Regions from separate parts of the Homo sapiens genome. Here region 2 is linked to region 1. A link is an interaction called in ENCODE POLR2A ChIA-PET data of the cell type or tissue named here. Cell type or tissue: OCI-LY7. All regions are shown on one strand. Region 1 overlaps EIF4A2 (eukaryotic translation initiation factor 4A2). Region 2 has its middle 13 kb from the start of RTP4.

Region 1 (4,000 bases):
TTTTTCCACAATTGTTGGTCTTACCTTATGCTTGAGCTTTTAGTGATGTTCTTGTGTCCATGTGTTTTTCTTGGTGATTTTTTCTATAGTTGGGATTTTCTTGGTGTCGCCTGGTAGCAATTTGAGTGAACCCTGGTTTAGTTATAGTGGCTTTATCCCTAAATAAATTGAATTGTACTTTGTTATATGATGTAAAAAAAGACTTTTTAAAAAATACAGGAGTCGATAGCAGCAGTTGGTGACGAGATGGCACTCAGAAACGGCGTTGACGTAATTTAGGACGTGGAATCATAAGCGAAACAGCACACTGTTTGAATAAAGAGCGAGTCGGTATTTATATTTGTTTTTCTTTTGTCATGATTATTTGATTTTTAAGTTGCTCCAGCTAAGGCATTTTTTTGTATTAGTATTTCTATTAGGGAACCTTTCTTATTAGGTGGTTTGTATTGTCTGGTTTCTAACATGCAGGTAGCTGTTTGGCAGTTAAACACGTTTAGAGTAATTTGAGTTACAACGTGTGAAACTGAGCAAAAAAGCAGTGATAAGTTTGGGTTACCATACCAAATATTTGTTTTCCCACTGGAAAAAAGTAAGTTTTAGAAAATAGTTAACCTTTGCAGCATTTGTTTACAGTTTACAGTTCCAGAAGTGCGTCGAAATGGATTACATAACTGCTCTTTTATTCCTGGTGTTCACATCTGTCCCAGGCTGACACCTGCTCTTGGCTGGCCCACTTTGGTATGGGCTTTAATTTCACTACCCCAAACACGATACTGTCATCTGCTTTATAATAATGCTCAAGATGCCTGATAAAAATCTCATTTTGCAGCCAGACAAGCCTTGAATCCTTTTGGCACTAACTGCAAAGGAAGATTTTTTTCTCTAGATATGCATTAGCAGCTAGTGCTCCAGTTAGAAGCACGAACTATAACCTTGATAAGTAAACAGCAGCTGGTGGTTAACAAGTGGATCGTCATGTTCAGTAGTTTATACATTATGTGAGAAGTAACGTTCTGATTCTTTTTCTTACACAGAATTGGCAGAGGGGGTCGATTTGGGAGGAAAGGTGTGGCTATAAACTTTGTTACTGAAGAAGACAAGAGGATTCTTCGTGACATTGAGACTTTCTACAATACTACAGTGGAGGAGATGCCCATGAATGTGGCTGACCTTATTTAATTCCTGGGATGAGAGTTTTGGATGCAGTGCTCGCTGTTGCTGAATAGGCGATCACAACGTGCATTGTGCTTCTTTCTTTGGGAATATTTGAATCTTGTCTCAATGCTCATAACGGATCAGAAATACAGATTTTGATAGCAAAGCGACGTTAGTCGTGAGCTCTTGTGAGGAAAGTCATTGGCTTTATCCTCTTTAGAGTTAGACTGTTGGGGTGGGTATAAAAGATGGGGTCTGTAAAATCTTTCTTTCTTAGAAATTTATTTCCTAGTTCTGTAGAAATGGTTGTATTAGATGTTCTCTATCATTTAATAATATACTTGTGGACTAAAAGATATAAGTGCTGTATAAAATCAGCCAATTATGTTAAACTAGCATATCTGCCTTTATTGTGTTTGTCATTAGCCTGAGTAGAAAGGCCTTTAAAATTTTTTTAGAAAGCATTTGAATGCATTTTGTTTGGTATTGTATTTATTCAATAAAGTATTTAATTAGTGCTAAGTGTGAACTGGACCCTGTTGCTAAGCCCCAGCAAGCAATCCTAGGTAGGGTTTAATCCCCAGTAAAATTGCCATATTGCACATGTCTTAATGAAGTTTGAATGTTAAATAAATTGTATATTCACTTTAAAGGTGCTTTTGGTCATTTTATTTTTATTACAACTTCATTATTTACAAAACCCCCCATCCAGATATATTCACGTTAACAATTCTGAGATAACTGCTGCATCACAGTTGCACAAAGGCTGATGAGTTGCAAATGTTCATCAGCACCATCTGCTAGGCATTTGTCAACTTCCTACGAGAAAAATTTAAGAAATTAGCATCCTTCAGGTAGTTAAATGTTCCATTGACATGTGCAAAGTACCTACTTACGGCAAGTTTTTCTGTGATAATAGACTTCTGTTTATCAGATAAGTTATTTTCTACAACCACATCATGGAGTTGATTGACGAGCTGAGTTGCTGCATGACCCTCATCTATTAAATCCTATAATAAAAAAAACTTTTGGTATGATGACTTAATATTCCTTTCCCCAAAGTTAGTAAGCTGACTTTACCTTGACCACAGCTTCTAGTTTGTCAAAAGAGCCACTCTGACAGGCAGCAAATACTCCATCAATTTTCTCAGCTGGTATTACCTAGGTAATTGAATGTTCGGTATTAAAGATGTTTCTAGGTGAGACTAGACATACACTCTGCCAACTGGCCCCCGTGCCCCCAGTCATTTCTGTTCCACACCTAAGTTCCATACTTTCCTGGGAAGGCTTTGGGAGAACGGAAAGGGCCAGAGTAACTCCAGTCACCACTAAGCAACCAAGGTGCTAACAACTGTGCTTTTAAAGCCCTTTAATGGCTTTGTGAACTTCCAAGTTTGGGCACACATGGATTATAGCTTGTTCTGGTCAGTGGATGAAGATTAAGTTTTCCCCTAGCGGCTATAACGATTCCTCAGAACAGTGGCCAAGATCAATCAAAAAGACTGATTTCTTTAAAGGGGAAGTGCCCTTTCTCTCAATGTCTCCATGTAAAGATGCCACTAATGAGATTGGTTTAAAAAGTCCACAATATCCAGAAAATTAAAGAGGATTAGTGGTACCAGTCTTGTCATATGGAAGGCCTACCGTGAAGGTGAAAAACGTCATAGAAACAAAGAGGATTAGTGGTACCAGTCTTGTCATATGGAAGGCCTACCGTGCAGGTGAAAAATGTCACAGAAACAAAAGTTGTTAAGTAGTAGTGATTCTGAAGTGAGTTTTTACATGGGAGTATCCAAAGACAAGTGGGGTACTCCATTCTCTTTAATAAATGATTACTGTAAGTTGGATATGCCTTTTGTTTATATACAACTGGCAAAATAGTTTTCATGTATAAGAACATCTGCTAAAATTGATTTAACTGCCAAAGGCATCTCTTATAAAATCTAAAAACTGAAGGCTGGGTGCGGTGGCTCCCACCTATAATCCCAGCACTTTGGAAGGCTAAGCGGGGGGCGGATCACCTGAGGTCAGGAGTTCCATACCAGCCTGGTCAACCAACATCGTGAAACCCCGTCTCTACTAAAAATATACAAATTAGCTGGGCATGGTGGCAGGTGCCTGTAATCCCAGCTAATTGGGAGGGTGAGGCGGGAGGTGGAGGTTGCAGTGAGTCGGTATTGCGTCACTGCACTCCAGCCTGGGCGACACAGCAAGACTCTGTCTCAAAAAAAAAAAAACAAAAAAACTAACAACTGAAAGTGTCCTTTTCTTTCCTGAAATGTCTGTTACATGCCTGACAAACTGAAAAGTCAGTGCTATCTCCTCACCTCAAACACTCTGATACTCCCAGGTTATTCCCTTATACTTCCTAGTGCAGTACTTGGCACTTGCTAAACACCCAGTATTTGTTGGATGAAAATTTCCTAAAAGCCACAAAAAAGCCAACTAAAAAGAAATTCAGAATATCCAGTACTCTTACCCCGGCAATGTCTGTAATCACTTTCTCTGTGATCTCCTTTCCACCTGTTAATCGAGTAGCGCTTTGAAGAAATGTAATGGCTTTTCTTAAGTCTCCTTCTGACACTTTAACAAGATAAGCTATTCCCTGAAGAGAAAAGAGTTGTTTTTAACCTATGATGGCCAATTAAGGATTTATAACTTTAATTTTAAAATGTTTAATAAAAGTGAAAAACCCTGTTTTAGTCTAGAGTTAATGAGAAAAAACATTTCTGTTTTGGGAGAAAATATGATCAGTCTAGGGGCCGGGTACAATGGAAGGATAGAGATCTCTTGCTTCTGAAATAAATTTGCAGAGATGAAAAAATGTTCCATATTTATCCCATTT
Region 2 (4,000 bases), 570 kb after region 1:
GGCTTATACTCATATTGGCATTGCCGCTGCCTCCAGGGCTGAGGTGGCGTTAATTCACTATTTCCTGCTCCGCCACACAGCTGCTACCCAGGTGAAAGGGTTAAATGGCTAAGGGATAGTCATCCGTAATATATTCAGGTTTTTAATGCCTCTTCTAAGTGTGTTCTCAGAATTAGCCAAGTGCGCAAGTGGTAGAGATACACAGGGATAGATTTATTTACTTTTGTGAATCTACTATATTAATCATGTAGTTTGTTTAAATAGTGTGATTCAGTTTTGAGAGCAAAGTTGGGAAAACCTCTTACCCGTTATTTTTATTTTACTTTGATACTCTGTTAAGTCAAACTCAATGAGTGGGGAGCAGGGAGGCTAATGGGCATTTATAGAATGACATTATACTTTAATATTAAAATAGGAATATTTAGATTTACTTATATATGTAAGCAATTTTTTTTAGCATGTACTACTTGCCAGGTACAGTTGACCCTTGAACAATGTGGGGGTTAGGGGCACCAACCCGCCCCCACCACACAGTTAAACATCTGTGTACGACTTCTGACTCCCCCAAAACTTAACTCCTAATAGCACATTGTTGACTGGAGGCCTTACTGATAACATAACCAGCCTACTAACATGTATTTTGTATTATATATATTATTTATTATATTTTTACAATAAAGTAAGCTAGATAAAACAAAATGTTTCTGAGAAAATCATAAGGAAGAGAAAATAGATTTACTATTCGTTAAGTAAAAGTGGATGATCATAAAGGTCTGCATCCTTGTCATCTTCACATTGCGTGGACTGAGGGGGAGAAGTTGGTCTTGCTGTCTTGTCTCAGGGGTGGCAGAGGTGAAGAAAACCCATGTATAAGTGGACCCACTCACTTCAAACCTGTGCTGTTCAAGGGTCAACTGTGTTTCATTACTGAGCGTGAGAGTGCAATGTGTACCAGCCAAAGAAATGTTCCTGCTCTTAAAGAGTTTAAGTCATAGAAGAGATCAGTCAAGTCAATAGGTTTGTAGTGTGAAATTGTTATACAAGATGCCCTGGGTGCTACGGAAGCACATAGAGCAGGCACCAAATCTAGGCCTGGGGAAGCAGAAAAAGCTTATTTATTAGAGGAGAATACTGAGTAATACTTCAAGGGCAGGTCGGCATGGGCCAGGTAAAGAGATGCTGAAGGAGCCTCCAGACAAGGAGAGCTCATGTGGGAAGGCCCAGCAATGAGAGAGGCAGTAAAGCAAGGTTCTAGAGTTAAACTATCTGGTTTGGAATCCTGGCTCTTCCACTTATCAGCTGTGTGCACAAAGTATTTCGACAGGGATAATAAAAATGGCAGCTACCCCGTGAAGTTGTTATGAAGATTGAGCAAGTTAACATTTGTAAAACACTTCAAACAGGGCTTTGTTTGTTACATAAAAAATAAAATTAAACCTACATATAAAACAAAACAAATCTTTCCATACTGCCTCAATCAACAACGAGTAAGAAAGAATCTACTCTTTAGTGTCTCCCATTGGAGGCCGCCATGTTTACTCCCTGACCTCCGCAGCAGTGGATCCAGCTTCCTAAATGAGCTTGTCTGCTTCCCCTGCCCTGCCTGCATTGAGCTTCCAGCTGGCTCAAGAGACATGCTCACACACAAGCTCAGAAAAGAACCACGAACATTGAGAGACAGCAGCTCAGTCAGTGAGTCCATGGGAAGAGCACCAACATGGAATCCAGGAGAAGTGGTCATGTGTACATCTAAGATAAAAGCCAGGCAAGGCAGCCATCAGTGACTTGGGCAGGTCGTCACAGAGACTGACAGGAAGTTCTTGTTGCCACTTCCATATTTTGTGAAAAGGCAAGACTCCAGCTCTGGGAAGCCTGACCAGCACCAAGCCAGGCCTGCATCCAAGAAAATCACAATACAAAGCAGGTTATCAAAGGACTAATTCCCTCCCTCCCTCCCTCCCTCTCTCCCTCCCTCCCTCTCTCTCTCTTTCTTTCTCTTCCTTCCTTCCTCCCTTTCTGCCTTCCTTCCTTCTTTCTTCTTCTTTCTCTCTCCTTCCTTCCTTCTTTCCTTCCTTCCTCCTTCCTTCTACCTTCCTTCCTTCCTTTCTTTGTTTCTACAAAAAATTTATTTAAATGCTTAACTTGCGCCAGACAATGTGTCAGGTACTGGATATATTAGTAGTAACATATAGTTTCTGCCTTCAAAATGTTTAGACTAGTGAGAAAGACAGGTATCAGATGATGTGATGCTTTGATAAAAATATGCACAGGGCACTATAGTAACAACCCAAAAGTTCTGACCTTACCAAACTCAACTGCAAGGATGAAAAGAGAAGTGAGGAATGGAGGTTGATAGAGAAAGAGGATTAAGAAAGACTTCATTCAGGAGAAACCCAATTATTAATATGAGATCACAGCAAGATGGCTTCTAAATTGGCCTGTTGAAGCCACTCATAATACACCTGTGCTTCTAGAACTTAGAGTAGAGACTGTGGGTTGGCAGTGTACAAGGACAGTGATATAACAAATATAAGAGCAATGTTTGAATGAAAGAGAAAAAAATTCAGTGTCCATAAAGTAAGAACAAACCTCCATGTAGAGACTGCAATGATGTACAAAGTAGAGAATTGTAGAGAATACTACTCAACAATAAAAAGTAATGAAGTAATGACATATGTTACAACATGGCTGAACCTTGAAAACATTATGCCAAGTGAAAGAAGCCAACCACAAAAGACCATGTATTATGTGATATGAAACGTCCATAAGAGGCAAATCTACACAGACAGAAAGTAGACTGGTGATTGCCTAGGGTTGGGGGAATTGGAGAAAAACTGAGTGACTGCCAATGGGTATAATGTTTCTGTTTGGTTAATAAAATGTTCTTAAATGGATTGTGGTGATGGTTGTCCCCCTTTGTGATTATACTACAAGCCATTGAATTGTATACTTTAAATGAATGGATAGTATGCTATGTGAATTATATCTCAATAAAACTATTACACATTTTTTAAAAAATGAAAATGGTTCCTTAGCAGAGTAGAGGAAAGTTAAGTATGGCTAGAACTTCAAACATATAGGGTGTAGGATGTAGTGATAAATTAGTTTAACGTGGTAAATCTCAACCAGGGTGAATTTTGCCCTCCACAGAACATTTGGCAATGTCTGGAGACATTTTTAATTATCACAATTGGCATGGTGGTGTTACTGACATCTAGTGGGTAGAGGCCATGGATGCTGTTAAACAGCCTACAACGCACAGGACAACCTCCCCAACAAGGAATTATTCGGCCCAAAATGTCAGGAGTGCCAAAGTTGAAAAACCTTGGTCTGAAGAGGTAAGAGACCAGGCCATGAAGAGTTATGGGGTAAAGTTGAGAAGTTTGGCCTTGCTCTAAAGAAGAAACAATGGTATTAATTGAGGGATTGGCATGATGAAATTGCCACTGAATACCCAAAACGTCACTTTGTGTACAGCTTAGAAAACAGATTAGAGAATCAGGGAGGACAGAGATAATGGTGACCTAAGTAGTGTGCTAGCAGAGGGAATGGAAGGATTTAAAAGATATTAATTCACTAAGAAGAATTCTCAGGGTATGGTGATTTGTTTGATTCAATGTTCAGAAAAAGAAGGAGAAAGAGGAGCAGCTTGGGATCCAGGCTTCTGGCTGTGCTAGTAGGTGATGGCAATAAGGCCCTTGGCTGACACAGCAGATAAAGGTGAAGGAGCTGGTTTGAGGGAGAAAATGACAAATTGGATTTTGTCATTTTCAAAATCAAAGTGGAGACTTTTAGGGAGTAACTGAGGATAAGATCAGGAAACTCTGGAGAGATTGGGGCTGTGTATTGGGCATCAGGATATATAATGCAATTGTACATGGGAATGCGTGCCACCGCCTAAGAGGAGTGTGGCATGAGATAAGAAGGCAGAACTCGGAAGAACACTAACAGGCATAGAAGAAAGAATCCAAAGGCTATTTAGAAAGTGGCAGGCAACTTG

What was found. ChIA-PET counts read pairs that join two places held together with the same protein. Peaks named below come from ENCODE experiments on the same cell type or tissue, not always from the same donor. Only the 100,000 strongest peaks of a DNase experiment are listed, where the experiment ranks them.
Region 2: POLR2A ChIA-PET joins it to region 1 with 5 read pairs; 4 of 35 experiments call an interaction of 5 or more read pairs at or near these places.

The regions. Positions count from the first base shown.
Region 1 is chr3:186,788,091-186,792,090 of GRCh38, forward strand. It overlaps EIF4A2 (eukaryotic translation initiation factor 4A2), which reads left to right. Exons shown (of 11, transcript NM_001967.4): 11 at 1,035-1,807. The coding sequence ends at 1,179. It overlaps RFC4 (replication factor C subunit 4), which reads right to left. Exons shown (of 11, transcript NM_002916.5): 8 at 3,635-3,760; 9 at 2,236-2,316; 10 at 2,052-2,165; 11 at 1,810-1,974. The coding sequence ends at 1,879. Among named protein-coding and RNA genes, the nearest start is that of SNORA4, 2.5 kb to the left of the region's middle. In OCI-LY7, a CTCF peak has its summit at 2,608; DNase peaks (open chromatin) are centred at 1,971 and 2,421; H3K4me3 peaks cover 1,343 bases; H3K27ac peaks cover 3,664 bases.
Region 2 is chr3:187,353,188-187,357,187 of GRCh38, forward strand. No RefSeq gene overlaps it. Among named protein-coding and RNA genes, the nearest start is that of RTP4, 13 kb to the right of the region's middle. In OCI-LY7, CTCF peaks have their summits at 3,176 (motif pointing left) and 3,379; no DNase peak of the experiment used is centred here.